Regions from separate parts of the Mus musculus genome. Here region 2 is linked to region 1. Evidence: chromatin loops called from intact Hi-C (ENCODE). Cell type or tissue: heart. All regions are shown on one strand. Each heading gives the region's core, and the rest is flanking DNA. Links, peaks and the distances in the headings are about the cores only.

Region 1 (15,237 bases), core at 4,392-12,391:
CCACATGGTGGCTCACAACCATCTGAAACAAGATCAAGATCTGACTCCTTCTTCTGGAGTGTCTGAAGACAGCTACAGTGTACTTACATATAATAAATAAAAAAATCTTTTAAAAAAAAAAAAAAAAAAGAGTATCAGCCCCTACAAACAGAAACCACACTTCCTGAAGCTCTCTCCTCTCAGCACCTGGCCCTGGGGTCCATCTTTGTGCCTGGGAAGCCCATGTTATCTGGTGTGGTTACTGAGTAACTAGGGCTGGACAGGAGGGCAGATGGAGACAAAGGAATGAATAGTATATAATACATAGGCAAGAGCTCACCTGTTAAGAAAGCAGGGACCACTGGGTCCCACAGCTGCAAAGTCATCCTGGGCTTGAATTCATGCTGGCAGTCATGGTCCTCTCACCTGCCCCACCCCACCTCCAACTCCACACTCATGAGAAAAGTAGCTATAATAAACACCATGGGCACAGGAGGCCTCAGTGAGTGGCCAGGAACGATGGGGATGATAGTCTTTAGTGAGCTCACAGCTCAAGAAGGAGAAAGCTAAGGAGACCAGTCCACCCTCTTTGCAAACGAGGCTATGTGTACCTACAATGAAGGCTGTCTGAAAGGACACAGGAGCAGAAGCAGACCCACCCTTCCACACACACACACACACACCCCACACCCCAGTCTGAATCTCTGTAAGGCGACCTCATCAGCAAAATGAATGAGTTTCTACTTCCTGGGGGCAAGAAAAGAACTCAACAAACAGCACATGGCCTGCTGCACATAGGTGCTCAATAAAATCTAACCGTTCTCTCTAGCCAAGCTAGGACTCAACTCAGACACCCAAAGACTTAGGCTGCTACTCTGTTCTAGTCACATCCTCCTGTGCTGGCTGCTTTTATGTCAGCCTGAGAAAATCGCCACCAACCCAGACTGGCCGGTGGGCAAGCCTGTGGGGCATTTTGTTGATTAATGGTAGACATGGGAGGAGCCAGCACACCGGGAGCATTGCCACCTGTGGGCAGGTGGGCCTGGGCTGTATAAGAGAGCAAGCTGAGAGAACCATGAGGAGCAAGGCTGTAATAGGCAGCGTTCCTCCAGGGTCTCTGCTTCAGTTCCTGCCTCCAGGTTCCTGCCTTCCCTTCGTGAAGGACTACAGATATTAGCCTAATCTTAAAAAACAGCTTTCAACCCCAAGTTGCTTTAGGTCATGGTGCTTTACATGGCACAGCAACAGAACCCCTCAGTCAGGCGTGATGGAGACCTCAGTTCTGTTCAAGCAACTGACGCTGTGGTGCTGACACTGTGTCCAGCCCTAAGCGAAGGCAGGGACCACAAAGGACAGGGACCACCAGCCTTTAACTCTCCAGGCCTCACAGCCCAGTGAGCGCTAAGATGCCCAGCCCTCGCCCCCTTTCTGCCCTAATTAGGTTAAGTCATCCAAAGTGTTCCACTGTCTCCGTCTTCGTGTTTATCACACAGGAAGCTGCCTTCTCCAGCCCAGTGACTTCACATAAAACACAGGAAACACACTCTACATAAAGGTGCCGCTGCTGCCTTGTAAACCCTTTTTTCTTAATGCTTAACCAGTTCAAACCAGAGTAACAAGCTGAGCTGTGTCGTCCAAGGGGAAGGATACACAAGGGGCTGGCCTCAGAAGTCTCAACATGAAGCCTAGAGTCCCGCTCCACTGTCACTTAGCTACCACACCTTGGCACCGAGGAACAGCTTTGTGGAATACATTAAAACCTTTAAAACCTGAACATGCATTTCCTACCATGTGAGGAGAAATGATGCTGACAACAATGTATGGGGGAAGGCAGTGGGGCAAAGATGAAGAGTGCACCACTTCAAAGCTGGCATCTCCATGCCACACGCGGGGAACTGAGGCAGGCAGCGAGCAGTAAGCGGTTCGGCCTGCCTGAGGCCAGAAAGCCTTGATGTGTCCCTTCTACCATGTTTGTATTGAAAATACAAAAAAGTTACTAGAAATTCAGACTGGCTGGAAGACCTGTGCCAGAGTGGCCTTCTAGATGGCCCGCCCTTGTACTTGGCACTGCCCCAGAAGAGATACTAATTTCTTTCTTTTTCTTTTTTATTTTTTTAGCTTTGGGAAACTGTTTTGCCCAAGGGCCCCACCCAACTGGAAGAAGTTCAGACAAACCCCACTCCTCCTCCATTCTTTAACTTACTGCCTCAGAAGAGATGTTTTAGGGGAAGGAAGGAGGTTTTTGAGGGCAAGCTAAGGGATACCCACGAAAGCCAGGAAAGATGGTGTCAGTCACAAGCACTTTCTCCGGACTGAGTGAAGCCAAGAGCAACTCTCAGCATGCATCCTGGGCAAGTACTCATCAACATGGGAAGAAAACAATATTCCTTTAAACGCTACACCCAAGACCCCTTCGGCTCTGACACACTACAACTGTAAACAAACTCAACAGAGGGGGCTTTTTGATTTGGTCTGGCTTCTTTTTTCAAAGACAGAGTCTATGTGGACCAGGCTGGCCTTGAACTCACAGAGATTTGCCAGCCTCTGCTTTCTGAGTGCTGGGATTAAAGATATATGTGCCACCATACCCAGCATTGATGCTAATGTTTTCTCTTTTAATCAGGACACCATTTACAATTACAGTCAATATTCAGAGGCAAAGAAGTTGCCTAGCATCTAGGCCTTGGGATTGCTTGATTCCCAGCACTGCTGGGGGAAGAAAACTTTAGAAAAATCTATGGGTCAAGTTCCCAAAAAACAAATGTCCTCTTGATCCATGACAACCTTATACAAGAAAGGAAGTCGCCTATGGCTATCTCAACACATAAACATTTTGGAGACAAGCGTCTGGCCCATGGGGACCATAGATGCTTCCCTAGGAGGCCCTCCTTTTTCCTCTACAAAGCACCACATAAGGACCACAGGATCAGCGAGGCTGCAAGGAAGTAACTTGGGGGATGGAAAAGACCAGCCACTGTCCCTCCAGGCAGCAGATGGGCTGCAGCCCAACCTGTCCTGCAGGAAGCCTCACCACTCACCAGCAACTTCCTTCCAGAGACGCTCCTTAGCTTTGCAACCAGATTGAAGACAGCTAGAGAGCCGAGACAGCTAGTCAGCCGAGGTCAGCCAGAAGCCTCCTTCTCCAGCCACCTGGCCAGTGCTGAATCACCTCAGGCTTAGGGAACTGGTCAGAGAGGGACCCTGACTAATTCTGGTCCCTTTTAAAGAGACTCACATCAGATCCCCTGTGCCCCTAGGGGCATCAGCCTTCAAGAGCCTGCCCAAGTGGTGGCAGGCCTACTTTAGAGCCTGGCTCACGGTCCGGGCTCCAGGGTGACTCACACCACTCTTACTTTCCATACTGTCTGGCAGGGGGCGGGTCCTGCTCAGAACTCTGGGAGGTGCTTGCTCAGGCTGCACTGGAAAAAGGATCCCAGTGTACAATAAGCAGAGCTGGCAGCCTCTCCTATATCCATACTGTCCAAGGCTGACAGTGGCCCTCCCTGGAGACTAAGGTCAGGGTCTCCCAAAGCCCACGTCACCACGATCCTCTTTGATCATATGGTCTCAAAGTCTTAAGCTTTTCCACTGCTAATGCATTAATAAGCACAGACCAGATGTCTGAGCAATCACTGAGGCAGCGGGAAGCAGTGTATTCTGCAATGCTATGACCCCAGGTTGAAAAAGAAGGGACACACCTTTAATCCTTCGCAGCACTCAAAAGGCAGAGAGGCAGGTGAATCTCTTATGAATTCCAGGGCAGCCTGGTCTACATAGTGAGATCCTGGCCAGCCAAGGGTACATAAGTGATACCTTAACAACAACAAAAAAAAATCTATGCAAGCTTCTTTTTCTCATAGCAAAAAAAAAAAAAAAAAAAAAAAAAAATAGTAATCACCCCTCATTTTTCCCAGGCTGAAGTGGGTACTGGGATCATTATCAGAACAGTACATCTGTCACTCTACTGAGACTGAGGCAGGCTGAGGAAAACAGCCAGAAGAGCAAGTCTGCCCATTTGGAAGCCCTTTCCACCTAAGCCAGTTGTGATGGCACAGGCCTGTAATCCCAGGTCAGGGGTAGAAAGTCAGAGGGGAACCTGACCCCATACAGTGAGGCCCTGTTTCAACAAATGAGCAGAGAAGCAAAAGGTGTTCCACGAATGGGAACAGAGTACCTCAGTACTATCTCGCTGTGTCCCCTGGAGAGCATACCCTGTGAGCACATAGAGATTTGCCTGTCTTTTAAGGGATGCAAGGATTTCCGCTCTACAGCTGTGCCAGGGCCACGATTACGGTGACCTTTCTAATGGACAGTGAGCTCGCTTCCTGCCTTCTCTGACAATGCCACAGTGACTATCCTTAGGCATTTCCTTCTGCACAGTCAAGCTTATCTGTGGGGTGAATTCCTAGAAGGGACTATGCTTCAACTGGCACTGTCAAATTACCTTTGAAAAAGAGGTGGGCCAGAACTGGAAAGACGGTGCGGTGGCTAAGAGAGTACGCCGATTTGGCAGAGGGCTGGAGTTCGGTTCTCAGAGGTTCTCAGGACCAGCATCATGTGGCTCACAACTGCCTGTAATTCCAGCTGAAGGGGGAAACCCTTCGGCTCTCTAGCCTCCTCTGGCACCTGGCCTTATCACACTCACATACACTGTACAAAAAAAAAAAAAAGTGTGCTATATATATACCCTACCCATAAAAAGAACTCAAGTGGGGAAGCAGAGGTATTTGGAAGAAAGTCTCTCACTTGTAGAGTTTCCCAGGCACCCTTGTGGGCCAATAGGCACAGGAACTGCTACTGTCTTCCAGGGGATATGGTCCTCGCTAACACAATCAAACCTACCTTCTACCAGCATACACAAGTTGTTCTTCCCACACTACCCTTGCCTGTCATCTAGAACACGAGGAAACCATGTTTTAGGGGAAAAACAGAAACCACAGGCAGTAAGAGCAACTTCTGCCTAGGCCAGCACCTCTCAGCAGGGCTGAGCCCACATCTTAAGCAAGTGCACCCAAAATCATCAGCAGAGGGGACTTAAGGCCATTGTGTTATCACCATTTTGACCCCCCTCAACCAACCACACCACCGCATGGTATATGCGCCCCTTGTTAGAAATGGAAAAAAAACACTGAGTTTGGAACCAAGGAAGGAGTCTACCCCCCACCCTCACACAGTCACCTAGGGAGGCAACACTGGTAGAAATCTATGTTTACAACAATAAGAAACATGTAGACAGCCGCTGCGTATCAGGCCTTGTGCACTGACCGCTCTTCTGGTTCTTGCAGCCAGCTCTGCAGAGTAGACCCAACTGATTCCCATGTTCCAGATGGGAAAACTAAGGCTCCGGGTGTTATATAAAGTGTGTAATGTCACAAAGCTGGTGGGAGAGTTAAGATTTCAACTCTGCCCAGCACCACAGTTTACGTTCCTTCCCTAACCGACTCTTCCCAACTTTAAAAATGAGATTCTGGAGCCAACTCGGTGGATTAAAGGCCCTTGCCACCAAGTCTGAGTTGTATCCCAAGGGCCCATATGCTGGGAGAGAGCCAATTCCCTTAAGTTAGACTCTGACTTTATTTGCTTCTTTATTGAGAGTTTATTAGGAAAAAAAAAAAAAAAAAGAGCTCTATGAGCCCGTTGCCTAGGCAGCCAGGGCAGTGTTCTGCTGTCACCACAGGACCTGACCCAGGCAGGGGCTCAGAGCACCAGGGGTTAAGGCTGAGAGAGCAACACAAAAGGAAAATGTACTTCCTGCCCTTGTGGCAGAGATGCTGTTTTATGCTCAGTAAATTAGGACGTTTGTTTAATGAAGAGAACACACAGATTCTGTTATTCTAAATATTTCTGGAACATGATGCTTAGAGGAAGCTGTCAAGGCAAGGGGTTTTTTGTTTTGTTTTGTTTTTTTGGGTTTTTTGGTTTTTGGTTTTTTTCTTCCTGGCTTTAGCTTTCTCCCCCCTCCAAAAGAAGGAAAACAACAGCTAAACCCCTCCTCTCCTTTTGAAATAAAGATGTCAAGCTGGTAGGGGCTGTCTTAAGTACTTTATTGAAGGATTAGTGAGAAGAGGAAGTGAGAGGGGAAACTCCAGCCAACCCCGTTTCTACCAGACTAGGGACAAAGCTGCATTTCCTAGTGGGCTTCTCTTCCTTTCAAGGGCTAAGAGATCCTTGTTTTGTTTTGTTTTGTTTTCTAGAGCAAAACCAGGCAAAAGGCAGGCTGTGATTAACATGCACCCTTCCTTCCACAAGAGCGTAGTTGCCTCATCTCCAAACCCTTTGGTTAAAAAGTTCAAAAAACTTAAAAAATAATAAAATAGAAAAACAAGAAAACCAGGCCTTTCTTTCCTCTCCCCTCTCCTGCCCTTCAGACCAGCAGCCCCACTGTGAGTCCCTGACTCTCTCCCCCCTCTTCTCCTGCCCTTCAGACCAGCAGCCCCAGCCTGGTCTACAAAGTTCCAGGACAGCCAGGGCTATACAGAGAAACCCTGTCTCAAAAAAAAAACAAAAAACAAAAAACAGACCAGCGGCCCCATTATGAGTCCCTTACTCTCTGCTTCCCTTCCCCACCCAGGGCTAGATGATACTTCCCAACCCAAGTTGCTAATGCTAGTTTGAGGGGAACCTGGCTCTGCCCACCTCCCCGGCCGTCTAAAACCTGCTGAGTGCAGTAGGAGCAAAGCTCTGGGGTGTCACCCACACAGCAAGCACACTGCCTCTCAAACTACACTCAGCAATCCCTCGATGCTTTTAACTACTCCCCAATTATCCACTAAATGACTCCCCACTTTCCTTCACCACGCGTTTGCCTCGGTTTGCCAAGCCTGAAATGTCTTCCTTCCTCATGGTGGTTTCCCTGCTTGCCCTGGACAGCAGTGGCCCCCTGAGCCTAGGAATTCCTTGAGTCCTTTGTCTGTGGCTAGTTTGGGACACAGCACAAGCTGTCTTTGTATCTTAGTCTACCACTCCACTCTTTAATGCCTTCAAATTTCCCCAGAACACAAGTCTCTTCAGGAGGCCAGCAGGCTCTCCCAGGGTAGCCCAATGCCTCACAGTACCTTTCTGGGGTTCCTGATATCTCCCCTTCACACTAGTCACTGGTTTGTCTCAGAGTGCCGGTGAGCAGGGGCCAGGTCTTACTCAATTCACACCCACCCCACCCCGCCCCCACACACACCACCTGGCAAAGTCCCTGGCAGAAGCCCGGTTAAATATTTGCTCAATTACACATCTATAGGCCCTTCCCCCCTACCCCCACCTATAACAACCTGGTATATAAATTGACTGATATTGAGTGATTGTCTACACGGGGCTTCAAGCAAATTGCCTCCTTAATAGAAAGGGAGGGAGGCCTCCAGGTGAAGTTATCAGCTTGGACTCTAGACAGTGGAGTCAGAAATGGCTACAATGTTTCTGTGAACAAGTTACCTTTTATTTATTTATTTATTTATTTATTTATTTATTTTTGCTGTTTCAAAAAGCTTTATTTTCACTTGGTCAAGGCTTAGGAGGGGCTCCGGGGCGGGTTACAGATCTGCCTAGTGGCTTGAGAGTTCTAGATGGAGGTCCTGAGATTGACTGGCTGGCATACAGCAGAGGAGGGAGTCCTTTGGGAGGCAGAAACCTCCTAAGTCGTGCTTGAGAGTGAGCCACTCTTAGAGATACTTGGGCCAGTCTGCGTTGGCTAAAAAATACGGAACTCAATGCATTTGCGTGTCATCCTTACGCAGAGGCCATGCTAATCTGTATCGTTCCAATTTTGGTATAGGTGCTGCTGTAGGAAGCACGCAAGTTACTTTGAAATCTTGCTAATCCAGAAAACCGCTCAGAGAACTGAGAACTCGATGGACCTCCCTGTAGCCCAGCCGAGGCAGCCTCCGGGTCTCCAAGACCTGGGACTTCCCAGGGACCTTTTCCCTAACACCGCTGGGTGGGGCCTTAGGCACCCGCCCGAGCCCACCCAGCCTTCAGTTTCACTACAGCCCGCAAGCAAGTCATAGAGGGTACTTGACTCAGTTTGCCTGGGAGAGATGGGGACCCGGAGGAGCGGGGTGCAGCTCCTGCCTTAGGCGTGGCTCCAGAACAGGATGAGGTGAAGACCCTAGTGCAAGGAAGTGGGGGATGTCTTCAAAACTCCGCCTCTCATCAAACATAAAAGATGCGGCTGCCCGGCCTGGTCTTAAAGTCAGGGCCAGCTCCCAGAGACTGGCCCGGGCGTGGCGTCCCAAGGTGCGGTGGAAATCAGGTGCACGCCTGCCCGGGCGACGGGGCAGCTGCCGGCAGACCCAGGCCTTCTGACCTCGGGCAATAGAAATCCAAGGTTGAATGAGGTCAGACGGGGGGGTTCTTTTCCTGCGCCCTGAGCCCCTCGGCAGCTGGGACCCCTTTTCCCACGCACTCTGAGTACCTCTCCCCGCCCCCTCCCGGCCCAAGGGCTGACGGACAAATGAGGAAGTCCGCAGCGGACGGCGGAAACCGTGCCGGGCGCAATGTCTGCGGCGGGACCGACCGATCCTGACTCAGGAGGACGCCCTGACAGCTGCCAAGCGGTCCTCGCCTGCCCGTTACCTCCCTTTGCCAAACTTACAAAGGAGCTGCTGCCCCGTGCCCACGAACGCATCCGGCCGGCTCGGCCGAGATCTCCGGGACTGCTGCGTCCCGGAAGGGGTTAAAAAGTTTGCCGGAGCTGGCCGTCGGGGAGGCGGGAGTGCAGAGGCGACAGGAGCAGGCCGAGCTCCCAGTGCCCCGACCGGGAAGGGCATCCTGTAGGGCCGGGGACTGCGTCCCCCGGTTCCCTAACCCCGAGGCCTCGCTGCCTATCACCCCTCGGGTGAGGATGCGGAGTCCGGTCGCACCCGACCGCGCTGAAACCCGCCACGCGGAGGCCGAGAACCACAGGGCCGTCCGCCCCAAAGGACTCGAGTCTTGTCGCCGCGCGCGCGCGCTCGGCAGCTCCGGGGCGGGACATACCGGCAAAGCTCGCTCACCTGAACCTGGGTCTGCCCGGGGAACAGGCGCTGGTTCTTCCGAGTGGACTTTCTCGAGCGCTCGGGCGGCGCGGCGGGGTGGGGCGAACGCGAGACTGGAAGCTGCAGCAGGTCAGGTTCTTGAGCCTTCCGTGCCCTGCCCAGGAACCGCGGTGATCTGCGCGCCTCACCGCACCCAGCTCTGGTGCGCGCCGCCCTCCCTGCCCCGCCCTTCCAAGAGGAGGGCGGGTCTACAGCTCGCCGCCGGCTCGTGGGTGGAGCTTCCAAGAGTCCCCGCCCTCTCCCCACACTGCCCAATCCAACAGGAGTCTGGCCTAAACTGACAGATTTTCGGCCTATAAACAGACAAGAGATGGAAGCCGGAGTGCTGAGATTCATCCTCCCCATCTGTCCCCACCTCCGCCCACCCCACCTTCCACCCGCGCTTCCTAGGCGGGAGCCACGCCTTGTTGGGCGGGTCCAATGGACAGCCAGGTTACAGGACCAGGATTGACGCGGATTTCATCCAATCAGAAGCAAGCGGCTCAGGCGCGCTGGGCTCCTGGTCCCGGCTCTGGTGTGCAGCTTGGGCCGCGCCGGGGCCGGAGGGAGCGTACTGGGGAGGTCTGAGGCTCTGACACTCCGCCCAGCGAACCGTGTTTTCCCTTCGTCCTGTCCTACCAGGAGAACAGATATTAAGTACCATATATGGGAAAAGTGGTATTTTACATAATTATGATGGCTGTGGGGGCGGTCATGGCTTCAACCCTGCATTCCGTGTGGGCGTCCTGAGTTCGATTTTGGAGCCTGCTCGCGGCTGTCCTCCAACCTCTGAACCTTTGCTCTGGCTAGTACCTCTGCCTGGAATGCAGTCTAAGCCACTCTTAACCTTTGAATAATTAACTCACACACATCTCAGATATTTGTCACTAAATTATTTTAAGGGTAGATTTCATTTGTTTTATTTTGGTTACTAACCACGAGAGGATTTTTTTTTTCATTTAAAAAAATGTACTTTGCCATTAATCTATCAGGAATTTGTCCACGCATTATTTTCTGCCCAAATTGTCCGTTTCCGAGTTGTGTCCATTGATCTATGTGGTCGATCCTGCAGCACGTCAATGCTTTCAAATGGCTTTATGAAGGCAAATTTCTCGTCATTGCTCTTAACTGTTGGAATGTTCTTGCTAACACAGTTAAAATGATCCTTCCATATAAACTTCAGGGAAAACTTACATTCTGAAGCCAAAAAGCAGCTAAAGAAAGAAAGAGATTTTGCAGCCCAGATGACCAGTGATTGCTACCCACATTACAGCAAAGACTGCTTCCCAGTTGATAAGAAAAATTTAAAAAATTTTTAAAAGGCTGAACCATCCAGGGGTTGTGGGTGGTATACCAGAACTCAAGAGGTCTGAGGTAGGAGGGGGAGTTCAAGACTAGCCTGAACTACACAGACAAGCAGTTCAAAGGTGTGAAATATATAAAGCCAATAATTACTTTTAAAACTAATCATCAAGAGACTGGAGATGTACGGGCAGTGGTGGCCCATGCCTTTAACCCCAGCACTCGGGAGGCAGAGGCAGGCAGATTTCTGAGTTCGGTCTGCAGAGTGAGTTCCAGGACAGCTAGAGCTACACAGAGAAACCCTGTCTCGGAAAAAAAAAAAAAAAAAAAAAAGCCCAGCATTGTTAGAGCCGGTGAGGAGGTGGAGCTCATCAGGTGCTGACAGGAATACGCATGCGCTTCTCCAACCACTTTGGGAAAGTGGCTCCACTAGGCCTGTAGCACACACCTGTGATTTCAGCGCTGCAGAGGGAGGCGCAGGAGGAGCTACTCTTGGCTACATAATGAGTTTAGGGCCAGTCCCCGCTAAGCACGCCTGTCCTTGGCTCTATTTACTAAAGCTTGATAGAGACCTCAAGAGTTCCACTCCGGGCTGGTGAGATGGCTCAGTGGGTAAGAGCACCCGACTGCTCTTCCAAAGGTCCAGAGTTCAAATCCCAGCAACCACATGGTGGCTCACAACCATCCGTAATGAGATCTGACTCCCTCTTCTGGAGTGTGTGAAGACAGCTACAGTGTATTTACATAAAATAATAAATAAATCTTTAAAAAAAAAAAAAAAAAAGAGTTCCACTCCGAAGCATTTATCCAACAGAAGATGAGTATTTAGATCCATCAAAGGATGTTCAGAAACGTTCACAGAAGCTTAAAACTGCCGAATGGCTCAACAAGTAAAGGTACCTGCTGACAGACCTGTATTCTATCCCTGGGACTCCCCTGGCCAAAGAGAAAGCTTACTACCTCAGCAGCAGGTTTAGTGGCTCATGTCCTAAATCCTAGTACTCAGCATTTTTGAGGCAGAGGTAAGCTAGAACTCATGGGCTCCATGACAGCCCCGGGTTATGTAATTAGACCCCGCCCCCCCCACACACACACAAAAAGAAAAAGTAGTGAGAGAAAAGTCACTCGATAGAAAAAAATGGAACCAGACATAGTATTTCCTGTTTCTAATTCCAATACTCACAACACTCCAAAGGCTGAAGCAGAGAGTGAGTTTGGAGGCCAGCCTGGACTACATAACAAGACCCTGTCTTAAAAATAATAATAATGGGCTGGTGAGATGGCTCAGTGGGTAAGAGTACCCGACTGCTCTTCCAAAGGTCCAGAGTTCAAATCCCAGCAACCACATGGTGGCTCACAACCATCCGTAACGAGATCTGACACCCTCTTCTGGTGTGTCTGAAGACAGCTACAGTGTACTTACATATAATAAATAAATCTTTAATAATAATAATAGGGGCTGGAAAGATACCTCAGAGGTTGAATGCGGTGACTGCTCTTCCTGAGGATCCCGGTTCAAAAGCCAACACCCACAAGGCAGCTCACAACTGTCTGAAACTCCAAGATCTGACACCTTCACAGAGGCATGCATGGCAGCAGGCAAAAACACCAGTGCGCATAAAATGGAAACGTTTGAAAAAGTAAGCGGATAAGTTGGTCTACACTTGCTTAATACGCAGACATGAAAAGAGAGAAAGAATATCAACAGCCCCAATCCCTAAAGATGTTCTAGAAACCCCCAGGAACACTCTTCCTCGACCCATTCCTGCGTCTTCCTCCCTAGCCTGGTGACATAGGTGGTGGACATTCTGCAGCAACACAGGCTCAACTGCTTGGGATCCTTCTGATTGGTCTGGACCTAGGCTACCCACTCCTCTGTAAGAGTCGCACACTGAAAGAATTTTTTTTTTTTTTTATTGTGTGGCAGGCGCTATATTAAGTGCCTTACCTAACAATTAGCATATTTCATCCTCACAATGATATCATCCCCATTCTGCAGGTGAGAAAAGGTGAAACTCAGCAAAATTAAACGACTGTCCAAGTTCATCTACTAAGCCGTGGAACCAGCCCACACGCCAGTCACAGGCAACCAGCTGCGCAGGCGCACAGCGATGCACTGTCTGCTGACCCGCAGAAGCTCTCTTCCGTGCAGCCTGTATCTCCATTCTTGGGGTTCAACCCACTCTGCCAACTGTGCCAGCCACGGAGGTAACTGCCAAGTCCATGCTCCACCCAGGCCTCCTCCTGTTTAGCAATCTTTTCCTTTTCTATTTATTTATTTTTTTCCTCAACTTTAAAAAATTATAATGAACAGCCTGGCGGTGGTAGCAACACGCCTCTAATCCCAGCCCTCCGAGGCAAAGGCAGGCGGATCCCTGAGGTCGTGGCCATGCTAGTCTACAGAGCGAGTTCTGGGACAGCCAAGAGAAACCCTGTCTGGTGGGTGGGGGGGGGGGGGGGGGACAGGGACCCGGACGTAATAACCACCTGAAGGAATCTAGGTCAACCCGCTACCGAGCTCCTTGCACATCCATATTTTACTATGGATTTAGCCTGAATGCCCATCACCAGGTAAACAGCTGAAGAGATGTGCCAAATGTCCACAATGGTCGTTTAACCTTTTTTTTTAAAAAGATGATAGTGTCCTTTTTTTTAATTAATTAATTTATTTATTTATTATATGTAAGTACACTGTAGCTGTCCTCAGATACTCCATAAAAGGGCATCAGATTTCGTTACGGATGGTTGTGAGCCACCATGTGGTTGCTGGGAATTGAACTCAGGACCTTCGGAAGAGCAGTCGGTGCTCTTAACCACTGAGCCATCTCGCCAGCCCTCGTTTAACCTTTAAGAAGCATGAAACAAGATAATGTCACTCACAGGAAGATGAGTAGAGATCATCGTTTTAGGAGAAATGAGCCAGGCTGAGATATGAAACATATGTTACCATATGTTTGTTGTCTCTCATATGCAGAATCTAAGTTTATAATACATGTACACTTGGAAGGTGGAGGCAGGAGGATTAGGAATTTGAAGGCTAATTTTCTAATTTCAAACATGAATGGGGCTATGCTGCACAAGAAAGGGGCCTGATGAACGGGGACAGAGAAGAAGGAAGTACACGTTTCCTCTTTTTCTCACTGTGTGTGTGTGTCTGTGTGTGTGTGTGTGTATGTGTGTGTGTGTGCAGGTGTGTCTGGTTTCACAAAACTCATTTTGCTGCCCAAGAAGGCACTGTCCAACTCTCCAAGAGCCTCTGCACTGCCCGAGAACCTTTTTGGTGTCTTCAGCGAATCTCAGCCTCCTAGACTGTTGGGCTAGGACCCCAGCCTCTGGGAATGCCACTTCTTTCCCACATGGCCTTCGGTCCAAGCTGCTCATCGAACTATCCACCAGCCTTGTCTTTCTACAGACGAGCCACTGCCACAGCACAGCCTTCGCCTTCTCTCTGAGGATTCTGACCCTTAGGCTCCTACCCATCATCCTTCAAAACCCCAAACCCCACTAGAAAGAGAGTGTTTCTTCTGCTTCGCCTGACATGTTAGTGGTGGCACACGCCTTTAACCCCAGCACTGGGGAGGCAGAGGCAGGCAGATTTCTGGGTTCAAGGCCAGCCTGGTCTACAAAGTGAGTTCAAGAACAGCCCGGGCTATACAGAGAAACCCTGTCTTGAAAACAAACAAAACACAAATGGGCATTTAGAAACAGTGTACAGCACGCCCTAACAGTCCTGTGCTCTGGCAAAGGTGGCTCAGCCAGGCATGCAGGTGAAGGGCAAAGAAAGCTCATGCCAGGCAGGACACACTGACACAAGGACAAGAGGGAGGAGATGCAGCCTGTGCAGGACTTAGGGCAGCTTAATGTCAGTGGGGAGTGTCATTCAGAAAGCAGCAGAGCTTAGAAAAGGCCAGAGCCTGCTGTGGAAAGCTAGGTGCTTGGACGCTCTGGTTTGCACATCAGCCTTACTTACTTGTAGAAATGGGAAGTCCCAGGACAGGGAGGTTCTGTGCAACAACAGAGGGCGGTGAGCCCCCACAGAGCCCCAGATCTGAAACCCAGCGGTCAGTTTGTGTAAATTAACCTAGGGCAAGAACTGGCAAGAGCCCTGGTGCACTGGATCCCAATTTGCTCACTGGGTCTGAATTCTGACAAAGTCTGAAAAGACTTTGTGATTACAGGTTGGTGACAGAAACCTGTAATCAATCCCAGGACTTGGAAGGCAGAGGCAGGAGAATTGCTGCAAGTTTGAGGCTAGCCTGAGCTACATATTAAGTTCCAGGTTATTCAAAGCTACTGAGAAGACCCTGTCTCAAAACAAAGCAAACTAAAAGTTTGCAATGAGTTTAGTCAAGGTGTCTATGGGCTTGCCGAGGAGATCCCACTATGGGGGGCATTAAATCTCGAGAGGTGGTGTACATTCAGGGGTAGATCATTTGCCTAGCATGCACAAGTGTGCATGCTCCTAGCTCTAAGACAGGCATGGTAGTTCTTACTGTGATGTCAGCACTCCTAAGGTGGAGGCAAGAGGATCACAAATGTAAGGCCAGCCTGGAGTACACAATAGGAACGTACCTGAAACAAACCTTGAAAGGTCTCCTATTTCTTTCTACAGGGGGTAATTAAAGAGTCTAGCATTCTTTCACACAATTTGCTATTCATTCAGCAATCACTGAGCACCAGCCACAAGGACCACGCCTGCCTCCCCTCCCCCCAAAGGGAGTTCCCTTGCATTCTCTCACTAGCATTCTGTCAACAAGCCTGTGATCCCATATCTCTAGAGCAATGAATGGCTCCTGTGACTGTTTGACAACACTGCCTAGAGCCCAGCTTGGCCGCCATGTTCCTGCCCTTCCCACCCTGGAGCCTGTGAGTGTTGGGCTCCCTCCAGAGACCTCTCTGCATTCTCCCACCTGGCATGGTGCTCCCTCTTCTCCCCCATAGCACCCTGGAA
Region 2 (15,237 bases), core at 4,281-12,280, 67 kb before region 1:
GAACACTGCCAGTACCTGGTTTCTTCTTGAGTTTAAGTGGCCACCATCCCTGACTTTTCTGCACGTCCAGCTACCTTCTTCTTCTCGGCTTAATGTCCTCAGCCCCCTCTTGTTACTGTGTCCCCCGCTCCCACAGACAGGCTCTCAGTGGGGCAGGTCCTGACGCCCGGCCTAGGTCTGCCTCACCTGAAGCTTCCGCAGCTGTTTGATGGCCTCTTCCCGGTTCTTATTGGCTGTGTCAATGTGTGCCTCCAGGTCCTTCAGATCCATCTCCAGTTTCTTGCGTGCGGCCATGGCCATGGAGCGCTGCTTCCTCTCATCCTCCAGCTCCGCCTCCATCTCCCGCACCTGAGGAACACCAGCAGCTCAGAGGCAGGGCCCATGCTTAGCGCTTACTGCCGAGCGCTGAGTTCAGATGGGCTCAGGTCAGTTCTGGGGTATCCACAGGGCCACCAGGGACAAAGAAAGTCACTGAGCCCGAAGTCAGGGGACCGAGAAATGAGGCAGTGGGAAGATGGCTCAGGAGTCCCCCCGGGGCGCAGGTGCTGTACAGGGAGACAGATGCAGTCACTGGTGTCCACACAGTGAGGAGGCCATACACACCTGTCTGACCAGCTGCTTCTTCTTCTCCTCGCTCTGTTCATCCCGGCCCTGCAGATCCCGCTCAAACTGGGCCTTCATGGCCTGCAGGTTCACCTCCAGGCGGAGCTTGGCATCCTCCGTGGCCTGCAGCTCATCCTCCAGCTCCTCCAGCTGGGTCTTCATCTCCTCCACCTGCTGCTCCAAGGCCCGCTTGGACTTCTCCAGCTCGTGGACCTAGCAGAGTTAGTTGCACATTAGTTACACACTCAGACAGCTAGGGGGCCTGAGCTTAGATCACACCCCCAGGCTCCCCTGAACCAGGGCGAGAGCCCGGCACTCACACTCTTGCCCACGTCATCCTTGGAGCTCATGAGGTCCTCCATCTCCGTGCGGAACTGCTTGTTGAGCCGCTCCAGCTCTGCCTTCTGCTCCATGGCCTCCTCAAGCGCCCGGGCCAGTGATAGCGCCTTTGTCTCCTTCTCACGGGCCTCAGCCTCAGCTCGGTCACGCTCCTCTGCATACTTGGCCGAGATGGTCTTCTCCTCGGCTAGGAGCTGGGGAAAGAAGTTTTACTGTGAGGAAGAGACTGATGACCACTGGGCCCTACAGCCAGACCCAGACCAACAGGCCCAAGGCTGCTACCAGGAACTGGCTGGCTCCCAGGGTGTTACCCAGGGACTCGCTGGCTCCCAGGGAGTCCTGGAAGGAGGAGGACAGAGACTCCTCTAGCACTGTACTTTGATCTCTGCTTAAATTTTTAAAGATTTTCATCTGTGTGTATGCACACACATGCACACACAAACATGCATACATGTGTCGGTACCAGTAGAAGCTAGGAGAGTGTGTTGGACTCCATAGAGCCACAATTACAGGTGGCTGTGAGCTGCTAGGAATGGAACTTGTCCTCTAGAAGAGCGTCCTCTAACATCTCTTAACAACTGAGCATCTCTGCAATCTCTCTGCTCAATTCTCTCGTTTATGTTACCCGGCTCGGTTGCCCAGATTCTTGAAAAGATCTGCTTAAAGGCTTAAATCCCACGTGGCCCTTCTCCAAAGATGGCTGCACCCACTGTGCCTGCTCTGTGTGGGCCCCCTCACTATCCCCCACCTTCCTGCCTTGCTATCTCTCTGCCCACTCTTCACCTGCTCCACAGACTGGGCCTTTCATAAAGGACATTCCTTAGAGGTTGTTGGCTGTACAGCCTCTCACAGGCCGTTCAGCTTGGCCACTTACCACATAAGAGCCAGTGGCAGCATGCAAATGAGTGTGGCCATGTACAATGAAAGTTTATGGGTGCAGGAGATGGCTCCACAGGTAAATGACAGAAGATGGGCTTGTGCTAGTTGTCCTCTGACCTCAGCACACACACTGTGGCACATGCGTGTACACACACACACACGAAATAACTAAGTGTAAAATAAATAGTTTTAAAGCACAGTGGGGGACTGGATTTGTCTAGCACGTGTTGACCCTGATGTTTTATGCTGTTACTCCATGTGGCCTATGTCTGCATCTGCATCTCCATGGTGGAAGGCGGACTGGCTAACCTCTAAGACCTGCTCTTAAATCCTCTTCTGGTTACGTCCTCCCCTGGTCCCTCAACAAGCTGCAGACCTGGCTGTGCCCACCACTCTGCTCTGCCGAAGGGAGAGGACAAAAGGAGGTGGAGGGAAGGCCATACCTGGTCGAACTTCTTCTGCTTCTTTTCCAGGTTGGAGACGCTCTGCCGCTGGTGGTCCAGGTCAACCAGCAGGTCGTCCAGCTCCTGCTGCAGCCGTGTCTTGGTCTTCTCCAGCTTATCGTAGGCAGCCACCTTCTCCTCAAGCCGCTGGCTCAGGCCTTCCAAGTCCTTCTGAAGCCTCCGCTTCGCCTCCTCTGCAGTCTCCAGGCACCCTACACCGTCCTCCATCTTCTTCTTCATGTCGGTCACCTGGGCAGGACAGGGAAGTGATGCAAACACCCACACTGGCACCCAGGTTGGGCACACCTTCTCCAGGACAATGTGGAACAAGCCTGCTGCACCATAAAGGGGAACCAGGGGTCCAACCCAGTTTCGAACCCGCTTCCCCAGGAGGGAGAGGGCACCTCACCTGGGCATGGAGCGTGGCGATCTGCTTCTCCAAGTTGCGCTTGGCCTCCTCCTCCTCCTCCAGCTGCTCCCTGAAGGAGTTTTTCTCATCCTCCATCTGCTTGAGCTTGGTGCTCAGGCTCAGCTTCTGCCGGTTCTCCTCCTGGAGCAACTCCTATTCAAGAGGGCAGAGGGGCCGCTCAGGAGGTGCAGGAGCACCCCGAAACCCGACAGAGGATGTGTTATCAGGTGGTCTGTCTGCAAGCAAGAAGCGTGCATGTGCCAGCTAAGGCTCTGGGGCTTCCGGGTCCTGACACTGTCCCCACCTGTGTGTCCTGAAGCTGGGACTCCAGCGCAGAGAAGTCCTTCGTAAGCTTGCTGGACTTGCTGTCAGACTGGCTAAGGAGACCGGTCACACTGTCCAGTTCAACCTGGTAGGAATGAGAGATGCAGAGACTGTGGGTGCTCAGAACTGGCCTGCAGAGCTGGACTACACGAGCTGAACCACGGGGCTCCGGCTGAGAAGTCAGGATGAAGAAGCCCACGAGGATGCAGCAACGCCCAGACCTGGGTCCAGCAGGAGCTCACCTGCAGCTTGGTGACCTTGTCGGCCAGTTCGGTTCGCACGCGCTCTCCCTCGCTGAACTTGACCTGCAGTTCTTGCAGCTGCGCCTCCACCTTCTTGCGCTTGTGCTCTGAGTCGCCCTTGCCTTGCAGCAGGGCCTTCACCTCATTGGCCAGCTCTCCCCGCTCATTCTCCAGGGTCTGCTTCGCCTTCTCAAGGGTAGCTTTTACCTGGAGGAGGAGGCAAGGGTGCGGTGAGTATCTGGTGTCGGGTATGTGCCTGGACTTTCTAAAGCCGCTGAAGAGGCAAGGACTCTAGGTCCAAAGACTGCTGCCTCTGACCCAGAGCCTGAGCAAAGCCTAGGTGGCGCTTATTCTCAGGTCATAGAGTAGGTGACAGAATCCCGCAAGCTTTCCCTTTCTGAGAGGGGATGCTCTAGTATATGAAATTTCATCTGTGGGGATTTTAGCAACATTCACAATTCAAGGAAAACCACTTCCAAGACTTGAAATGTGATGTTCAAAGCAATGACATGACATCCTTCCAAAAACTAAGAAGGTGTCAGGTGAGGTGGTAAGCACCTTCAATCCTAGCACTCAGGAGGCAGAGGCAGGTGGATCTCTGTGAGCTCAAGGCCAACCTGGTCTATGTAGTAGGTTCCAGGACATCCAAGGTTACATAGTGAAACCCTCTCTCACAAAGCAAACAAAAGAACAAAACAAAACCAGGAAAGTGTAGCTTACTAACACTCCAGTCCACACAGTACTGAGTGCGCTTAACAAGCTCAAGGGTCACAGGTCACAGGGACCTAAGCCAGTACAAAGGCATGCTGGGTAAAAAACCACTAAAAAACAGATCGTACAGCGCTGGTGGAGGTGGGGCGAGGTGTGCTTCTAAATGTTCTAGACTGCCACATGGAGGAAACTGTCTAACCGCCAATAGGGACATGAGCTGGAAGCCAGAGAGAGACAGAATTTGTCTAGAAGGAGCTGCCAGCTACCAACTGCGTGGATGGACAACATCACGGTTTCCCAGTAAGACGCCAGCTGAATGTTTTTGCTAGGAGTGTGTAAGAAAGGACCTCTTAGTCAGAAGAGACCGCGGCGGGGGGCATAGGTTCCTTGAGCTTCCTGGTCAGGTTAATGGAGCATTAACTCTTCAGATGTTTTACGGTATGATCAATTCAACCTCAGATAATCACAAGACAAACCAGCCACCAGCATCCTTCACTGGCAGAGAAAACGGAGGCATAGCAGAAATTGTGAGCCCATGTCATTCTGACAAAGCGGGGGGCCCAGCCTGACATTGCACCTGCTCTGCTCTCCTCTGGTTCTGATGAAACCAGGCCCATCTGGGCCCACCTCCCCCAGCGTTCCCGTACCCGCTTCGTCTGCTCCAACTGATCTGCCAGCTCCTCCACAGCCTGTGAGTGCTTCTGCCTCATCTCCTGGATCTGGGCCTCATGGGTCTTGGCCTCGTCCTCCAGAGTCTTCTTCAGGATGCTCACCTCCTGCTCACGCTTCGACCTGGACAGAAAACACCATGAGACTGGAGGCAACATTCCTAGGGGGATGGTGTCCCTTGTCCCAACTCTGGCTGCAGAGGCCTGAAAGGGACAGAGCCACTCACTCACATAGCTTCTCTTCCCCAAGCCCCATCTCTGTCCTTCCCCCTCTCCCCTCGCTCTGTCTCTCTCTCTCTCCTCATATTTTAAGACAAGTTCTTATGTAGACCATGCTGGCCTTAATCTCACTCTGTAGCCAAGAATGACCCTGAACGCCTGACCCTTCCACCTCCGCCTCTGTCTCCCAAGTGCTGGCTTACAGGTGTGTGTCCCCACACCCAGACTCGCAGATTCCCTCCTTGGTCCTCTATCCACCCTCAGGTCCAACCCAGCATGCCCGCTGCAGACGTGTGCCTTTTCAGCCCTAAACTCCCTTCTGTCTCACCAGGTTCTGCAGCAGGACTCCACGCAGTGAAGAGGCTGCTGAGGAACCATCAGCACGCCTGCTCCCTGCTTTACGCACTCAGGCCTCCCCAGCTGCACCACCTCCCCGCCGCCCACCCGCCCGCGGCGCACCTCAGCTCCTGCTGGGCAGCCGTGGAGTCCAGCGTGTCCTCCAGCTCTGTCTTCAGCGCCTCCAGCTCCTCTCCCAGATCCCGTTTCTGCTTCTCGGCTTTATTCCTGGAGGCTCGCTCCGACTCCAGGTCCTCCTGGAGCTCAGAGATCTGAGTTTCCAGTTCTCGGATCTTCTTCAGGGCCATATTCTTCTGAGCAGCTTCTTCTTCCACTCTGCCAAAGAGATGAGTGACATCAGCACGAGGCCACCAGGCCACAGGAACGAATGTGCAGATGAGCCTTGGGAAGGTGCAGCAAAGCACCACCTGGCAGTCACAGCCGGGGCCTGAGGATCAACCTTAGCAAAGCTAAGCCATCCAGGATGGTTAAGAGCAATGCCACGTGGAGCACTGGCTGCTCTTCCAGAGGACCTGAGTTCAATTCCCAGCAACCACATGGCAGCTCACAAGTGTCTATAACTCCAGTTCCAGAGGCTCTGGTACCTTCTTCTAGTTCCCAAGGGGAAACCCACACACATACAAATTTAAAAATATATATTAAAGGGAAATACCAATTGAGAACTGAACAACAGAATTATTCCATTTTCTTAATTAAGAATATATTTTTAAATATATAAAAATTCAAATGTTTACCAAAAAGATACAAAGAAATAAAACAGTACATGTAGGTCATGATCACTATAACTAAGTTAAAATGTGGATGTGCTATGAGTTTACATCACTAAGATCTGTTAAACTCAGCAGAAACCGCTCTATCATGGTAGTGGCAAGTGGAGGAAGAGAGGGGCTGTACATGTGGGGGCAGGGCACGGATGAGAAATCTCGACTTTCTTTTCAATTCTGCTGTAAATCTAAAGTTGCTATTTAAAAAGAAATGTACACAGGGAACTGAAATGGCTCAGCAGATTTGCAACCAAGCCTGAGGGCTAAGCTCAATCTCTGGGACCCACAAATAGCAGAAGAGGACTCAGGCAAAATGCCCTCTGACCTCCACATGTGCAGCACAGCACATAATCCTTAGGCAACCCCCCACCCCCAACAGGTAAACGTAAAAAAAAAAAATTAAAGAGAAAAAAATGACTTTTAATATATGCCTATAGCCACAAAATAGGGAAGGAGCAGGGGACAGGAGACCATAGAGGGGAAGTGGGAAAGGAAATGGGTGAAAGGGGAAGGGAGGGAGGACTACAGAGAATGGGGAGGGAGGACTACAGAGAATGGGGAGGGAAGGAAGGACTACAGGAAATGAGGAGAGGGAGGACTACAGAGAATGGGCTGTAGATGGCTTTTGTGAAGATTAAACACTCTGGAACACACTGTCTGTGGATCAGAAGTGTCTTGCTCTTGGCTCTGACACAGAAGAAGAGAGCACGCTCATGGCTCAGCACCAAAAATGAGACGAGAGGGAAGCCACTGCACGTGCGACACTGGCTAGGAGCAGAGCCTCACCTGGCCAAGGCAGCCTGCAACTCCTCCTCCTTCTTGGCCAGCTGCATCTTGAGCTCTGCTATCTGCGCCTGGAGCTCAGCAATCTGGTCACTGAGGTCTGTGGAGTCTCCCTCCAGCTTGCGACGGGTCTTCTCCAACTCCTGCCTCTGCTTCTCCTCCCTACGGAGGCGCTCTGCCAGGAAGGGCAGGAAGGGACACGGAGGGAGCCTTAATTACTTGTATGAAACCAAACACTATGTACTTGTAGGACACATGGACTGTTTAAAGGGACACCATGCACACGCCCACTTCCAATTCTGAGATGAAACAGAACCCCAGAAGCTACCAAGGCCTGCGCGTCCCCATGGCAACACAGCACCTGGAGTTTGTGGTTCCTTCCTTCTTCCCTTCACTGCTGTCAAAAGTCCTACAGCTTCTAAAATGGCTGTGCCCAACACATGCCATATCAAAGCTTCATGCTTATCACCCCTCACACAGGCAACCGTCCGGCCATGCAGCAGTGAGCCTGCAGCCCTGACTCCCGGAGAACCAGATAGCGCCCCTGAAGCCTGACAGCCTTGCCTTAAGGCAATGGCCTAGCCCTAGGCTGAGCCTGGCTCGCCTATGAGTGCACAGGGCTCAGTGCTCTGCGTGGACAGGATGCTCACGGCCAGAGCGTCTCACCTTCCAGGTCGGTGATCATTGCCTCGTGCTTGTTCTTGAGCTTGGCCAGGCTCTTGGACTTCTCCTCCTCTTCCATGAGGTTGGTAGTGAATTCAGCTACTCTGTCTTCCAGCAGTTTCTTCTCCTGGAGGTGGAGGAAGAATGTCAGAGTTCAGTGCTGGCTAGGTACATACTTTAGCTCTTCCAAAGGAAGACTCAACCAGAAATGTATGGATCAAGGGTAAGGCAGGGCCTTAAAGAGTTGGCCAAGTTCATAGACACAACAAATGTGGGTATCCAAGACTTCCTGGGGTCAAGTAGGAAAGACTTCTAGGTGTCAACTAGTTTAGGGAAAGGACAAGCAGCCCCACCCCTGGCCCTACTAAGAGGCTGCCATCTGGAGTTTCCTCAATCCTAAAAGCTGGTAAAGACCTTTGCCAAGGAAAAACGGCAAGCCCCTGCCGCAACCTCCTCATTCATGAGAAAAGTCCTCTGCACATGGTGCTGGTGCCCAGGGGCCTGTGTGCCCGGGAGGACTGTGCTGCTGGACAGAGCCACGGCACCGCGGGGGATCGGGCAGGTAGGCAGGTCTTGGCCCTGCTCTGCCCACCCTCTCCATGACTGCATGCACAGCAGGCCCCACCTTGGCCAGTTTGCAGTTCTGGTCCTCCATGATGATCTGGTCCTCCTCCAGTTTCTTCAGCTTGGCCTCGGTGGTCACCTTCTCAAGCTGCAGCTTCTGCCGGGCGCTCTCCTCCTCCTCCAACTGCTCCTCAAGTTCCTAAAGGGAGAGGAGACGTGAGAAGGACGGAGGACACACACACACACACACACACACACACACACACACACACACGTCTGATCCCTCTTCAGGAAACCAGCATGTGAACTGGGGCACATGACTGACATAGTCTCAACAGTGTTCCCAGGGTGCCACAAAGAGGCCTGTGCCAAGGCTGATGGAGGAAGGACCAGAGAGAGAAACTCAGTGGCCTCAACGTTCAATGGGTAGCGCTCACGGAGATGTGAGCCGTGGACACTGAGTGATTGTCGCAAACAGGTGGACAAAGAAGGCTGATGTGGTAACTGAACCTGTGTGCCTATCTTGTGCCCCTGGCTGCCCACACTGTGCCCGCCCTGCCCGGCAGGAGCAGGGGTACCTGGATGTTCTGCTGCATCTTCTTCTTCTCGGCCTGCAGGTACTGGCAGCGCTCCTCCTCCTCCTCCACCCTGGCCTCCAGGTCATGGCAGATCTCCTCCAGCTCCTGCTTCTTCGCTGTCAGACGGGCCCGGAGCTCCTCAGCCTCGGCACACAGCTCTGTCTCCGCCTGCAGCTGCTCCTGAAGCTGCAGCTTCTCTGCCATGAGCTGCAAAGAACACGTGCAAAGGCTAAGTTCCCTGCGGCCTCCTTGTAGTCCAGATAAGAAATGTCCCCCGAGGCTGGCACGAAAGGCTTGTTTGCCAGTGGCTGGCACTGTTAGCTGCTGAGAGCTGTAGAGCAGAGGCCACTGGCACACATCATTGCAGGGAATATTGGAGTCCTGGCCCCTTCTTTCCCTCTGCTTCCTTAGCACAAAGAAGTGAGCCGCTCTGCTCCGCCACTCTCTGTCGTGGCACTCGGCCTCAGCAGGGGCCTGACCACAGGCTGAGTCTCTTCAGCCCTTTTAAGTGACTTATCTTAGGCACACTGTCACAGCAACAGAGCTGGTGTGTACCCCTCAAGTAGCTCCAGGGTGGGTGCTTATGGCTCAGGCTCCCGGCTGACAACTGCTCTCCCACTGGACTTGACTGCAAAGGTTTTCTAAGCAGTAAGCTAGCCGGCCTGACGGTGACCAGCAGGGGGCAGCACTGAGCGCAGCTGGGATTGATGGGTGGAGACTGACACCTACCTGAGACTGCATCGTCTCCATCTCTGTCAGCCTGTTCTCTGCAGCCAGATGTTTCTCTCGAACCTTTGTCAGTTCCGCCTCCTTGGCTAACAGCTCATCCTCATGTCTTATTGAGTTCAACAGGGGCTTGACCTGGGAGAGGAGACACAGGCAGAGTTGGCCCACCCCTAGAAGCTCCCTCACCTCTGGAATGCAAGCTCTAGAGACGACCTGCTACCTGGGGAGGGGGTACAAGCAGGTACAGCCTTCCTAGAAGTCAGTCTGGTACAACATGCAACAGGCCTCTGATTCGCTTAATTACGCTGCACGGAAACCACGTCTACGCGTGCATAAAGATGCCCGTGACAGCGCTGTTTATAGGCCCAAGACTTAGGGGTGAGCCATCTAGCCCCTAGGGAACAGTTCCTAAAAACTGACGCTGATAGGAATTCTAAATACAAAGTGCAAGATACAAGACTATGTACACAAGTCGAAGCTTGGCTATGTAAGAGTGCGTACAGTTTACATAGCTGAGACTCACTGCGAGTGAGAAATGCAGAGAGATCATGGCATTGGTTCAGAGTGAAGGGCCCGTGATTTAGTTTTAGGGTCTTTCTAATGCTTTTTTGGTATTTAACATATGTTATATATTATAAACTAAAATTGACAGAACAAGTTGCAAAGGAATTTTTTTGAGACAGGATCTCTATGTAGCTGTCCTTATTCACTATGTAGACAGAGATCTGCCTGCCTGCCTCTGCCTCCTGAGGGCTGAGATTAAGGCATGTGCCACCACACGCAGCTTGCAAAGGGTACTTTTAAAGACTGGGGGTATTGAGTGGATGTTCTGAGCAGCTGGCTGCCATGGGGCACCACAAGAGGACAATGTGTAGGTAAGGCAAGCCCCTACCTACAAGAGCTGCTCTCTAGTTTGGCCCAACCCAGACACTGGCATCCACAGCAAACAAGTGGTGGTGCTGGCCGACACTTGGACAGGACCAGGTTAGGTTCACACTGCTGAGCCCTATGGAGCTACAGGAAAGGCTTGTGATGTGGGCAACAAGCCCAACTCGAGCGAGAGGAGGTTGAGCTGCCTGTGGCAAACCCACCTTGGTGAAGAGCCTCCACCACTGCCAGTTGCGCAGCCTGAGGTACGCAGCACAGTTCCTCTGTAGGACCTTCATGGCGGTCAGCTGTTGCTGCCTCTTGGCAAAGGCCCTGGAGAGGAAGGCACAGTCAGCAACTCAGGGATGAGGAAAGCACATACCGGCAACCCTGGCTCACGAGTCACTCAACACACATGAATAACAGGGCTCAGGTCACCCAGCCACTGCCCTGCACTGAGGTACTTTCAGGCATAAAGGACCTATAAGAACCAGTGATCTACAAGAACTTAGTGCAAGATCTAACTGTGGTCTTGGTCATGATTTCCGTCTGTGCCCAGGGGACGTGGGCTCTCCAGCCCTGCCTCCTCCCTGCCTGGTGGACAGCATCGGCAGCTGATAGGCTGGGAAGTGGGTGGTAAGGTGTGGGGGGAGGGGCTCCCTTTCTCCCGACACCACAGCTCATGCTCACTTCCAGGGCTCAGAGCTCACACTGGGACTGTCCTCACTGGGACTGTCCGGGAGCACGTCTGCCTGCTGCAGCAGGGAAAGCTAAACATGCTGATCTTACACTGTGAGCTCAGGGTGTCCATGGAGCATGACAGGCAGGGACAGGCCTGGGTGTCATCCCCACATGCTGACAAGGGAGGATAAAATAAGCAGACACTTGGGACAGTCAAAACTCAGTTGACTGACTCCCACTAGACTCCTTCATAAATAGCCATTTCTGCCCATTGAGAAATTCAGGAGGCAGAGGGACCACAAGACCCTGGGCCAGTCAGGTTCCACGAGGCCCCAGAGGCCTTCAACCACAGCTGACTATACTGCCCTCAGCAGCAGGGACACAGGTGAGGTGTGTGGGGTAAGGGTCCCTGCAACGTACTTCCTGGCCAGGTAGCCCCTGCAGCAGGCCTGGAAGCCAATGATGACATCGGTGATCTTCAGGTCCCGCTCTTCCTCCAGGTGGGCTAGCACTCCTGCCCGGAAGAACACTTTGCTCTGGCCGATGCGGTACAGGTTGCTGTCAAGCTCCAAGGCTTTGATCTAGAGGGAGGAAAGCAGACCACTGACTGCACCACTCTGCACACCAGGAGAAATGGCCAGGACTTGCCTCAGCCCAGTTACCCCAGGGGGGTCTCAAAGAGTGGCTGCACCTCCTGAGGGAGCCTTCTGCCCCTGGACCAGAGGGCTTGGGTCTCGGGGACACTGAGAGTAGGCGAAACACAGAGCAAGGTGACAAAGCAGACTGTCAAAGAAACACGGGACTCTTCAGAGACCCTGTCCACTTCCTGCCTCTGCACCTGGAGTCATACTCCACAAATGCTCCATCAGGATGTCCTCCACTGGGAAGCAGCTCAAGCTCGCTGGCATCAAAATTAAAGTAAGGGCCTGCATGGGCCTCAGGACCCAACACCTCCTGGAGACCCTGGCTTAGCCCTCTCTTGAGGCCACTTCCGTCAACTATGTGGGAGTGATGCTTTAGTTTAAAAAGAAGAGCAGACACAAAGCAAATTAACAGGGCCTCTTTCCCAGTAGGGCCATGGGCACCACCGAAGAGAATGTCAGAGCACTCAGCACAGAGCCCAAGCACCCAGTGAGCCCCAAGAAAGTTTTAGTCATCATGACAAACGTGGGTAACTCCAGCCAGGGCAGTTGCACTCCTTGGATAGCCCACACAGGGTGTTCTCCGTTGTCAACTGACTGGATTTAAAAACCATCCAGGAGACATGTCTCTTGAGTACCTGTGCTAAGAAGGTTCCAAAGATTGCCTGAGGAGGGATAGGTGCCACCATCCTATAGACTGGGGTCCTGAACTGAATAAAATGGGCAAAAGGAGAAAGCAGCTGAGTGCCGCTCATTTCTCCTGCCCGGTGAAGACGCCATGGGATCAGCTGCCTCCCTGCCTTCCAACCATGCCCTCTTCTCCATCATGATAGGCTCTACCCTCAAAATTTGAGTCAAAATGATCCCTCTCTTCCCTGAAGTTGCCTTTTGTCAAGTACATGGTCCCAGCAATGAGAAAGTAACTAACACAGACAGATATGTGCGCCAGCCAGCTAGCCAGCCTGTCAGTCTGGGAGGGATTTAGAATAAGGGCCCACAGGCACTGTCAATGAGTATTCTACATGGGTTCTGGAAGACACTTGTTCCTAAATTGCTGTCTGTCAAGAAGTTCTGGTGGAAAGTCAGAAAAGTAGGGATGGGTGTGGGCCTGTCACCTGCCTGTCCCTAGTTCTCTAACAATGTGACAAGACCTAGGAATAGCCATACGCATCTTTCCTGAAGAGTCAGGGAGAGAATTCTGATCCCTGTGAAAGGCACATAGGCCACCCCACAAGAAAGTGGCTAAGTCTGTGGAGAAAAGGTAATCCAGACTGCAGGGGAGACTTCCCCCAACCCTGGCCTCTCCACACTGGCTGACGAGCATCTGGACAGCAGACAGCATCCCCCTGCCCTACGACCTTCCCCATCCCCATCTCCCAACCACTAAACGTAAGTATTGAGTCTTTTTTCTTCCAACTCTTCATATCAGCAGCCCTGCTTTCATGACTCTTGAAACAGCAAGCAATGGCTACTCAAAGAGGCCAGGCCCGGAATAAAAAGATGCATAAGAAACACAGGAAAGGGCTCAGGGTGGGACTGAGCCCCCAAGTGTGGCTATGGTGCACTGGGACCATTGCTGATTAGACCAAAACCCAGACTGTGCACTGCTCATCAAGCCAGGGCAGGGCGAAGGGTGTAGGCAGGGAAAGTACAAATGTTGGTTCGGCCCCTGGACCACTCAGCCCTGGCTGTAAGCCAGCTGCTTATGGACGCACTGAGTACACGGCCAAAGGAAAAAGGTCAAGAAAGCATTGGGATTGTTCCCCAATAGACCAGAGCAGCTCCTGTCAGAGTCCTATCTCCTTTGGCCTGGTCCTTGGGGTTTGTCCTGGTTCCAACATATCCCTGACTACCCGATGCCTTTGAGGGCAGCCTCTCAGGGCACTAAGGAAAATCAGAACCTAAGCACAAGCAGAGACCACACAGCACGGGCACCTGCAGGTCCAAATGACCACTGGCCACGCGAAGGTGCCCACCCCGGGGAGCTGCAGCAGGACTCACCATGAGCACACACGCTTGCTTGCCATCCATGAAGCCCTTCGGGATGGAGTTGGGGGTGAGGATCTCATACCTGGGGGAGGAGAGACGTTGGTCACTCTACCCACACTTCACTTCTGCATGGACTACACCTTAACCAGAACCCAAGGCCACCCTTGAGCAGGGCTGCAGTGCTGTTCACTGAGTCTCCCAAAGATGGGACTCCCACCCCAGCCACACCCTGCTCCTTCCCTGGCTAAACGGCTACAGGGGAGTGAGCTTGGCGAGGACCTGGCACACTTCAGACACAGGAGTAAGCTGCGGGCCGTGCCTGTTTGTTCCCTGCTAAGCACAGAGTCCTCATCTGGGACCGAGGGACAGGCATGCTCATAGGTTCCCTGGACACCACATTTCAGCCATGAATAGACAGCAGCACCATGGCAGCATCAGCATTCAGCACTCAAGAGCAACTAGACAGATGACTAAGCCCAAGGCACGAGCCCCTGCAGAGACAGCAGGAAGCCGCAGCACCTGCCAACCCTGCTCCCTAAGTCCCTTCAGCGACCATGTATCTGGTGGCTCCCTTTGCACCCGCCCGTCATCAGCCCTCTAAATGAAACCCCGAACAATGACAATCTTGTCCTTCCAGTGACAAGATGGGGCAACTCTCCTCATGCCAGTGGTTGTGTTGGATCGATTCTCAGGCAGTTGAATTTAAGGTCCCGTTTGGTGGCCCTGTCTGGAAGGCTTAGGAAGTGTGTCACTGGACATGGGTTTTGAGAACTTAAATAAAGACTTGGTGCCATTTTGAGTTTGTTCTGCTTTCTGTTACAGTTAGAGATGTGAGCTCTCAGCTTCCAACTCCAGTACAGGCCTGCCATCACACTTCCTGCCATGACAGTGATTCTTACTCTGAAACTATAAGCCCCAAATAAACCTCTCCTTCTTTAAGTTGCCTTGCTAAAGTCAGTGAGACAGCAGTGGTACCAGAACTAAGAACCATCATCCCCGACAGGGCAGAGGAAGGGTGCAGAGACCCTGTTCGTCATACATGCCAACACAGCCCTGGCTGAAGGTCCCTTCAGCAAACAGGCCCCCGAGGCTTACTCTACATGTAGCTTGGGCCACGGCCCAGGTCAGCTCACCTCTGCCGGAACTCCTGGAAGACCACCCTGTTGGGAAAGCCCTGGCGGCAGATCCGGATGCCCTCAAGGACGCCATTGCAGCGCAGCTGGTCCAGCACCAAGTGCGGGTCCAGTTTGCCGGCCTGGAGAGGAAAGCACATGGAGACAGTCTCACTGTGGTACCCAGGAGCTAAGGAGCCCTGCTGCCAGGGGTGCAGCCAAGCATCCGCACCTTCTTCTCATGGTTGGGAATGATGCAGCGCACGAAGTTGGGGTTGGTATTCCTCAACGTGGCCATGAGCTTGGCCAGCTGCTCCTTGTACAGCTGTCCGACAGTACGGAACATGCCCTTCCGGGTCTTGAAGGCACCAGGTAGTGCTGTCTCGGACATTCCAGCCACTTGGTCCAAGCCAATGATCCGATCCACTGTGAAGAACATATAGCTTGTGAGTACCACTGCCACACTGAGGGGTCAGGGGCACAAGAGAGACGCACATCAAGACAAAGAGGAGAGTCTGTATGGAGCTGCAGGACCCTTCTGCCCTGAGCTGAGACGTACAAGGGTCTCTGGATAAAACAGATCTGACCTGGGGAGGAGGCAAGGGAGACGACAGCAAAGCACAGAGGCACATCTCTAGTGCATTGTCAAGGTAGATGTGCTCATGTCCCCTACTC

Evidence for each region. Peaks named below come from ENCODE experiments on the same cell type or tissue, not always from the same donor. Only the 100,000 strongest peaks of a DNase experiment are listed, where the experiment ranks them.
Region 2: a loop joins it to region 1, with 4 times the contacts of the local background. A loop is called at or near these places in 13 of 42 quality-filtered maps.

The regions. Positions count from the first base shown.
Region 1 is chr15:77,832,994-77,848,230 of GRCm38, forward strand. It overlaps Myh9 (myosin, heavy polypeptide 9, non-muscle), which reads right to left and starts at 9,182. Exons shown (of 41, transcript NM_022410.3): 1 at 8,964-9,182. It also overlaps the pseudogene Gm22107. In heart, for the core only: a CTCF peak has its summit at 8,401 (motif pointing left); DNase peaks (open chromatin) are centred at 5,668, 7,608, 8,448 and 9,398; H3K4me3 peaks cover 5,583 bases; H3K27ac peaks cover 5,958 bases.
Region 2 is chr15:77,766,528-77,781,764 of GRCm38, forward strand. Myh9 (myosin, heavy polypeptide 9, non-muscle) reads right to left here. Exons shown (of 41, transcript NM_022410.3): 16 at 14,795-14,988; 17 at 14,584-14,705; 18 at 13,463-13,532; 19 at 11,241-11,401; 20 at 10,364-10,472; 21 at 9,276-9,407; 22 at 8,547-8,753; 23 at 8,030-8,167; 24 at 7,408-7,531; 25 at 6,745-6,916; 26 at 5,297-5,509; 27 at 4,598-4,742; 28 at 3,240-3,446; 29 at 2,978-3,082; 5 more. Among named protein-coding and RNA genes, the nearest start is that of Apol8, 19 kb to the left of the region's middle. In heart, for the core only: no CTCF peak of the experiment used is centred there; DNase peaks (open chromatin) are centred at 8,868 and 9,214; H3K27ac peaks cover 305 bases.